3 separate regions of the Homo sapiens genome follow, and regions 1 and 2 are each linked to region 3. A link is a contact called in ENCODE Hi-C or POLR2A ChIA-PET data. All regions are on one chromosome and are shown on one strand. The core of a region is the stretch at or near the end of the contact, and the rest is flanking DNA. Distances in the headings are between cores, read along the strand shown. Region 1 overlaps CAMKK2 (calcium/calmodulin dependent protein kinase kinase 2). Region 2 overlaps LOC105370032 (a long non-coding RNA gene). Region 3 holds the start of C12orf43 (chromosome 12 open reading frame 43).

The links. A loop is a pair of places that touch in the nucleus more often than their neighbours do. ChIA-PET counts read pairs that join two places held with the same protein, here RNA polymerase II (POLR2A). Pooled maps may share reads with other maps.
Region 1: a pooled map shows a loop between it and region 3 (2.2-fold over the local background). The contact joins the enhancer-like site here to the promoter of C12orf43 in region 3. A Hi-C loop is called at or near these places in 1 of 168 maps with a recorded cell type or tissue (CD8-positive, alpha-beta T cell) and 6 of 50 pooled maps. POLR2A ChIA-PET finds 5 or more read pairs at or near these places in 2 of 52 experiments (activated CD4-positive, alpha-beta T cell and endothelial cell of umbilical vein).
Region 2: a pooled map shows a loop between it and region 3 (2.6-fold over the local background). The contact joins the enhancer-like site here to the promoter of C12orf43 in region 3. A Hi-C loop is called at or near these places in 3 of 37 single-sample maps with no recorded cell type and 3 of 50 pooled maps. POLR2A ChIA-PET finds 5 or more read pairs at or near these places in 1 of 52 experiments (Caco-2).

What each region holds. Positions count from the first base shown.
Region 1 is chr12:121,256,560-121,259,259 of GRCh38, reverse strand. The region is part of intron 7 of CAMKK2 (calcium/calmodulin dependent protein kinase kinase 2); the gene reads left to right. Among named protein-coding and RNA genes, the nearest start is that of CAMKK2, 39 kb to the left of the region's middle. Within about 2 kb of position 1,401, at least 2 of the 41 ENCODE cell types and tissues checked have a DNase peak (open chromatin) inside an H3K27ac peak, as active enhancers do.
Region 2 is chr12:121,195,665-121,198,364 of GRCh38, reverse strand. All of the region lies in intron 2 of LOC105370032 (a long non-coding RNA gene), which reads left to right. Among named protein-coding and RNA genes, the nearest start is that of P2RX4, 13 kb to the left of the region's middle. Within about 2 kb of position 1,309, at least 2 of the 41 ENCODE cell types and tissues checked have a DNase peak (open chromatin) inside an H3K27ac peak, as active enhancers do.
Region 3 is chr12:121,015,194-121,017,893 of GRCh38, reverse strand. C12orf43 (chromosome 12 open reading frame 43) reads left to right here and starts at 1,407. Exons shown (of 6, transcript NM_022895.3): 1 at 1,407-1,564. The coding sequence starts at 1,420. It also overlaps a transcript of OASL not described here. RefSeq lists a silencer at 1,311-1,504 and enhancers at 1,232-1,741, 1,713-2,228.

The DNA.
Region 1 (2,700 bases), core at 152-2,651, 240 kb before region 3:
GGGTTGGGGGATGGAGAAATACAGTGGCTCCCCAGGGAATGTCTCACCAAGGTGACATTTGGGCAGAACAGCAGGGACCAGGTGGCAGAAGGTATTTTACAACATTGTAAAGAACTTGGATCGGGCACAGTGGCTCACCCCTGTAATCCCAGCGCTTTGGGAGTCCGAGCGGGTGGATCACCTGAGCTCAGGAGTTTGAGACCAGCCTGGGCAGCATAGCGAAACCCCGTCTCTACTAAAAATACAAAAATTAGCTGGGCATGGGGGTGTGCACCTATAATCTTGGCTACTCGGGAGGCTGAGGCACGAGAATCACTTGAACCTGAGAGGCGGAGGTTGCAGTGAGCCAAGATGGCGCCACTGCATTCCAGCCTGGGCAACAAAGTGAGACTGTCTCAAAAAAAAAAAAAAAAAAAATTGGCTTTGACTCTGAGAGTGATGGAAGCCATTGGGGGGTTTGAGCTGACGGGTGGAATGAGAATAAAGAGAACATGGTCCAAGCCTCAAAGAAGAGTTTCGTGATCTGCTTGAGCTGGGCAGCTGCAGGGATAGTTTTTCACAACTCGAGGTGGCAGTTGCAGAAAGCCATGCTAATTTGGGGTATGTGATTCCAGTGGTTTTGAAAATCCTGACACGGTTATATTTTACTTTCCAGCCACAGCCGTGTGAGACTGAGACAGACAGGGCAGTGCATGAGGCCGGGTAGTAGGTATCAGAAAGGGTCTGCAGCTACAGGCCTGACATGCAAAGGGCAGAAAACTCAGTCCAGGTGCGGTGGCTCATGCCTGTAACCCCAGCACTTGGGAGGCTGAGGTGGGAGGATTGCTTGAGGCCAGGAGTTTGAGGCTGCAGTGAGCTATGATTGTGCCACTGCACTCTAGCCTGGGCGACAGAGTAAGACCCTGTCTCAATAAAACAAAAAAAGGTGGAGGAGGGGGCTGGGTGTGGTGGCTCATGCCTGTAATCTCAGCACTTTGGGAGGCCAAGGCAGGTGGATCCCCTGAGGTCAGGAGTTCGAGACCAACCTAACCAACATGGTGAAACCATGTTTCTGCTAAAAATACAAAATTAGCCAGATGTGGTGGCACATGCCTGTAATCTCAGCTACTTGGGAGGGTGAAGCAGGAGAATCACTTCAACCTGGGAAGCGGAGGTTGCAGTGAACCGAGATCGTGCCATTGCACTCCAGTCTGGGTGACAGAGCTAGACTTTGTCTCAAAAAAAAAAAAAAAAAAAAGTAGAAAACTCGATCTCTATTTCTAGAGGTTAAAAAATTCCCACCCACTGCTCAGCCCCAAAAGTGGTTGAACTGTTAGCGACTGAAAATAGACCTGTTTCAACAGGCCACCCTCCCTCATGCCACCTGATTTATGGTGCTTGGGTGGGTGGGAGGATGGTGCAGAAATTCATGAAGCTTGCAAGTGAAGACTTAAATAACCAAGGCAGGAAAGGCCAGAGCTGAGGGGGCCAGCGCTGGGTTGTCTGTAGAAGCTGTACCTTAGCAGCATTGCCTTTGTTTTTAACTACAGCCTGAAGCAATAGCAAATCTGCCCTAACTCACACTGGTTGATGAAACTGAAGATGGGGAAGGCCTGGGAGAGTTCAGTTCTTTTCCTGATCAGAACCTTTAAGCCTTCTTTTTGTCTGAGTAGCTTCCCTGTTCCCCTTGGCCACCTCAGCCCTTGGAGAGCTTTGAAACAACCCTTTGGTTTCATTTTTAAAAAATTTTTTTGCCTGTAACCCCAGCACTTTGGGAGGCCGAGGTGGGTGGATCACCTGATGTCAGAAGTTCGAGACCAGCCTGACCAATACGGTGAAACCCCATCTTTACTAAAAATACAAAAAATTAGCCGGGTGTGGTGGCAGGTGCCTGTAGTCCCAGCTACTCGGGAGGCTGAGGCAGAAGAATCGCTTGAACCCAGGAGGCAGAGGTTGCAGTGAGCCAAGATCGTGCCACTGCACTCCAGCCTGGGCAACAGAGCAAGACTCCATTTCAAAAAAAAAAAAAAAGTTTTTTTAATTTTTGTGGGTACATGGTAGGTGGATATAGTCATAGGTTACATGAGATGTTTTAATACCGGCATGCAGTGCATAATAATCCCATCATGGAAAATGGGGTATCCCCTCTGGTTTCTATTACATGCTCATCTCATTGTGGGTGTATGATTCCAGAACAACAAGCAACCCCAGAGTCATCCTCCACTGGATTTTGAAATCGACTGTGCTCTTTTTTTTTTTAACTTCCTAAAGTACAGCCTTGTATTCCAATTTATGCTTGTCATAGCAGAATCAAATTAAATAACTATACCACGTGACCCAGAAATTCCACTCCTAGGTATATACCCAAAAGAACCAAAAACAGATATCCACACATGAACATATCCATGTACACGAACGTTCATTGCAGCACTTCCCAACAGCCAAAGAGTAGAAACAGTCCATATGCCCCTCAACAGATGAATGGACAAAGAAAATGTGGTCTATCCATACAATGGAATATTATTCAGCCATTAAAGGGAATGAAGCACTGATCCATGCACCAGTGTGGATGAACCTTAAAAACGTGCTAATGATGCTAAGTGAAAGAAGCCAGACACAAAAGGCCACATAGTGTACAATTCCATTTATATGAAATGTCCAGAACAGGCAAATCTATAGAGACAGGAAACAGATTGGTGGTGGCCAGGGGATTGAGGGAGG
Region 2 (2,700 bases), core at 60-2,559, 180 kb before region 3:
CGAGATCGCGCTACTGCACTTGCTGTGGGTGACAGAGTGAGACTGTGTCTCAAAAACAAAACAAAACAAAAACCGTGGGGAATTTTTTTTTAAAGTGTGAAAAAAAATAGAAAACTACATTTCTTGTGATCTTGTATCAGACACCTTCAAGCTTACCTGAAAGTTTGAATCAAAACAAAATAACAAAGTGTGCCTTTTATATAACTTGTCTCGTTGTGAAGACCCATCTGCTTTTTTCTCTGGTGAAGACAGGTTTTCTGAAACACACAGTGTTGAGTCTTTCCCATCCCTCAACAATTACTGGATTATTAGCTAAATAAGCATTCTCCAGCAGATCTAAATCTGACACAACAAGAATGCACGTTTCTTTGGCTCTGAACAGCATTTTATCTTTTGAAAACCACCTTCACGTGAGTGATACTCAGAATCCCATTTTACAGTTGAGTAAAAGCTCAAACTCATTTGTTTCTGATAAAACATTCTGGAGGTCTCCTTGCAAATTTTTCTGGTTCATTATGCCTCCCTTTATCCTCCATAAGATAATAGTTCATAGCCTATAGTCCCAGCTACTCAGGAGGCTTGAGCCCAGGAGTTCAAAGCCAGTCTGGGCAACATGGTGAGACTATGTCTCTAAAAAATAATTTAAAAAAAGATAGCCAGGCAGGGTGGCTCATGCCTGTAATCCCAGAACTTTGGGAGGCTGAGGTGGGCAGATCACGAGGTCAGGAGTTCGAGACCAGCCTGACCAACATGGTGAAACCCTGTCTCTACTAAAAATACAAAAATTAGCTGGGAATGGTGGTGGGTGCCTGTAATCCCAGCTACTCAGGAGGCTGAGGCAGGATAATTGCTTGAACCCGGGAGGCGGAGGTTGCAGTGAGCCGAGATTGTGCTGCTGCACTGCAGCCTGGGCAACAGAGCGAGACTCCATCTAAAAAAATAAAATAAAATAAAGAGATAATAATTGGTCGCTAAGAGGGAAGGAAGGAAAGCAGGACTCCTCAGACTCCAAAACTATCAACGTGTTATAACATTTTGCATTTTCAGTTGTTTTAGAGGTGGATAAGAATAACCTTTAAGTCCACATAAGAATCACAAAATGTTCTGTTGAGATTTCCCCAATTATTTATTTATTTATTTATTTTTGAGATGGATTTTCGCTCTTGTTGTCTAAGGCGTTAGGTGTGTGAGCTACACACCGAATCATGAGATACATGGCATGCAGTGATGTCAGCACAGCCAACAGGAAGTGTTTGTGGAGAGTAGCGCCCTATCCCTTTCTTCACTTGCTTCCCTTTTTCTCGTTTTTCTATCTCATGAGTTCCATTCTCTGGGCAATAGGAAATTGAGAGGGAAGTGGGGTGACTCAGTACAGTTAGTTTCTTTTGGCTTTCTTTGAAGCCGCCCTGCTTCTTGCAATAGCCCCTTCTTTTCTAACAGATCTGGGTCAAGTTTAACTAGCACAGGTTTAGCTACTGTCTCCAGAGTGAAGCTTGGGATGGACAAGGGGAGGGGGAATGGGCATCAAAGTAGGAAATTGAGTGGGAAGTGGGGGACAAAGTACAGTCAATTTCTTTGGGTCAGTGGAGGATAAAAGTTGCTTCTTTCCTGCCCTAAGAAATATCCAGAATGCTTATCTCTTGCCTTTAGTCATTTTACCCTAACCCAATTAGGGTTAGCATTAGGGCTAAGGTTAGGGTTAGCCTTAGGGTCAGCCTTAGCCTTCCATTTGGACAAAATCTGCCATTTGGCCGGGCGCAGTGGCTCATGCCGGTAGTCCCAGCACTTTGGGAGGTGAGGAGGGCAGATTTCTTGAGGCCAGGAGTTCGAGAACAGACTGGCCAACATGGCGAAACCCCATCTCTACGAAAATACAAAAATTATCTGCGTGTGGTGGTGCACACCTGTAATCCCAGTTACTTGGGAGGCTGAGGCAGGAGAATCACTTGAACCTGGTAGGCGGAGTTTGCAGTGAGCCAAGATCACGCCACTGTACTCCAGTCTGCACGACAGAGTGAGACTACAGCTCAAATAATAATAATAATGATAATAATAATAATAATAATAATAATAATAAAAATAGTGTGAACCCGGGAGGTGGAGCTTGCAGTCAGCCAAGATCGTGCCACTGCACTCCAGCCTGGGCAACAGAGTGAGACTCCGTCTCAAAAATAAATAAATAAATAAAATAAAAATAAAAATAAAAATAAAAATAATATAAATATGAAAATAAAGTTCTGCTTTAGCTGTGTGCCACCGATTTTGACATATATTACATTCATTATCCAGTTCTATTGAGTCATTTAGCAATATTTCTTACAATATTTCAATCAGCTTCCAAATATTTTAAAAATCTACCTCTTAAAAATTAATTTCTGGCTGGCGTGGTGGCTCACGCTTATAATCCCAACACTTTGGGAAGCTGAGGCAGGCAGATCACCTAAGGTCAAGAGTTCGAGTCCAGCCTGGCCAACATGGCGAAACCCTGTCTCTACTAAAAATACAAAAATTAGCCGGGCATGGTGGCAGGCGTCTGTAATCCCAGCTACTCGGGAGGCTGAGGTAGGGAGAATTGCTTGAACCCAGGAGGTGGAGGTTTCAGCGAGCCGAGATTGCACCACTGCACTCCAGCCCTGGCGACAGAGCGAGACTCTGTCTCAAATGAAAAAAAAAAAAAAAGAAAAAAAAGAAAATGAATTT
Region 3 (2,700 bases), core at 158-2,657:
TTAAAGAAGCTTATGTGGACTTTGTCTTTTCTCGTTGCCACAACCTCTTTTAATGTGCCTATAGTCCACTATAGCATGCATATCTCAAATTGCAATTCCTTGCAATTCTGGAATAAACGCTTTATTTTGGAGAGTCAGTCTCTCTGTTATTTATTTTATGGTGTCAATTTTAACATATGAATTTTGGAGGAACACATTCAGACCATATCAGTCACCTTCCTCTTCTTTGAAATAGAAAAAGCTCAAGGCCAGAGAGTTTATTTTAGTAAAGTTTTGACATACCTGTCTTCAAAGATAAAACATGAAACAGCATTCCACACACAAAAGTAAAGTGATTTTGTTCATCCTTCACTGTGAGGTATTTTAACCACAGAGATTCTAATTTTTTGGTCTTGGATGGGTCCTGGGAGTCAGTATTGCCTGGCTAATTTTTGTATTTTTAGTAGAGATGGGGTTTCACCATGTTGGTCAGGCTAGTCTCGAACTCCTGACCTCATGATCTGCCCGCCTCGGCCTCACAAAGTGTTGGGATTACAGATGTGAGCCACCGTGCCCGGACAGGATTCTGCATTTCTCTTTTTTTTTTTTCGAGACAGAGTCTCAGTCTGTTGCCCAGGCTGGAGTGCAGTGGCACGATCTTGGCTCACCTCAACCTCCACCTCCCAGGTTCAAGTGATTTTCCTGCCTCAGCCTCCTGAGTAGCTGGGACTACAGGTGCGTGCCACCATGCCCAGCTAATTTTTGTATTTTTAGTAGAGATGGGGTTTCACTATGTTGGCCAGGCTGGTCTCGAACTCCTGACCTTGTGATCTGCCTGCCTCAGCCCCCCAAAGTGTTGGGATTACAGGCGTGAGCCACCGTGCCCAGCCTGGATTCTGCATTTCTAACGAGCTCCCAGGTGTTACCAATGCTGCTGGCTCATGGACTACACTCTTAAGTAGTAAGGCCCTAGGCTATTAAAGGAAATACAGATTCCTGGATTCCACCTATCAGAGATTCTGATTCTGTTAGTATTTTCTGTGAGACCCAAAAGTCTGCAGTTTAACCAGCTCTCTAAGGTGTTTCTTAGGCCCAGCTGGACTGGGAAATTACTAGAATAAATGACATGGAATCAAAACCTGGGAACTAATCCTGGGTCTGTCATTAACTCCTTAGGAGATTCCCATCCCCTCTGGAGATCTGTCATCAAGAAATGATTGGAGAAGTTAATCTCTTAGGCCCTTCTAGCTCTTGCCTTTGAGAACCGCCCACCTCCCCATTCCCACCTGGTATCCCCAACCCAGTACAGTTCATGGCCAATGGCGGTCCAAGTCTTGGAACTACAATCCCCACAATGCCTCGCGCCTCTCCTCTCACGTGACGTCATGAAGGAGGCTTGATAACGGCGGTGTTCTCCACAATCCTTTGCGGTGGTTCAAGATGGCGGCGCCCAGTGGCACAGTGAGCGATTCGGAAAGTAGTAACAGCAGTAGCGATGCGGAGGAGCTGGAGCGGTGCCGCGAGGCGGCAATGCCGGCTTGGGGCTTGGAGCAACGCCCGCACGTGGCAGGGAAGCCAAGAGCCGGTAGGGTACTATGTTTGGGGAGACTGGCTGAGGGGCGTGGGATCTTCCCCTGGAGCCTGAGAGGATGGATGGTGAGGAGAGAGTCACTGGGACTCGGCTTCCTTCCCCGAGAGACCTCCAGGGACTGGGTGTAGTGCAGATTGAAAGCATGGGCAGGTGCAGTAGGGAGGGTATTTCATTATTCCAGTCGGGGAAGCTGAGGTACCCAAATGTCTTTTGATTCTGCCTCCTTGGGTCTATCCTCACTGCCCCACACTGGGAAGGCTGCCGTCTCTTCGAGATAACTGCAACAGCCCCCTCCCGGTATTCTCGCACCCAGCCTTTCCCCACCTCCAACACATTCTCCCACCCTGGAGGTTGTTGCCAAGAGCAGTGCCCAGCACATCACTCTGACCGTGACTCCCTAGTGCCCTGGGAATAAATACAGAGCCCCGCAACATCAAGGGGCCTAATCATGGATAGAACCCAAGGGTTCTTGAATTTGGAATGAAAACATGTTGCATCTTTGCTTTCTATTCATCTCTGACTGAATTTTAGCATCTCTTTCCGTCTTGCAAGCACTAAGCCACAGTAGTTCTGGCAATGCCGTTACTTTATCCCAACAGAAGTCACAGATTTTCATATCTCATTACAATCTTTGCAGATACAGATATCAATATATCATTTTATTGATAAAAAGATATTGGGGAAAAAAGTCATTTACACTCATCCCTGATTTAAAATGTGCCACTCTAATTTTTAGACCCATCTCTATATCTAAGATGTAAGAAGCACATACATCACAAGTTTGGTTGTTTACTATCATGATAATTAAATTTCGGTATCATTGGTTTTCTTTGTAATCCTGTATGTTGCATTTCATGCATTTAAAACATTGCTCTGAGAAGAGAACCGGGCTTCACCAGGCTGTTAGAGAAGGCTATGGCAAAGCAAGGTTAAGAACCGCTGGATTTGTTTAAAAGGACTTACAAGCCCTTTGGTGATCCATTGCCTTCCTCTCCCTTCCTTCCCTCCTGCCATACTGCACTTCCTGTAGGTAGCTTCCAGACCATAGTCTGCCCCTCTCACCCCCTAGTACCATAACCACAGTTTTCTCTGCAAGTTCTATTTACAGATCTGCCTTTCCATCTCATTAG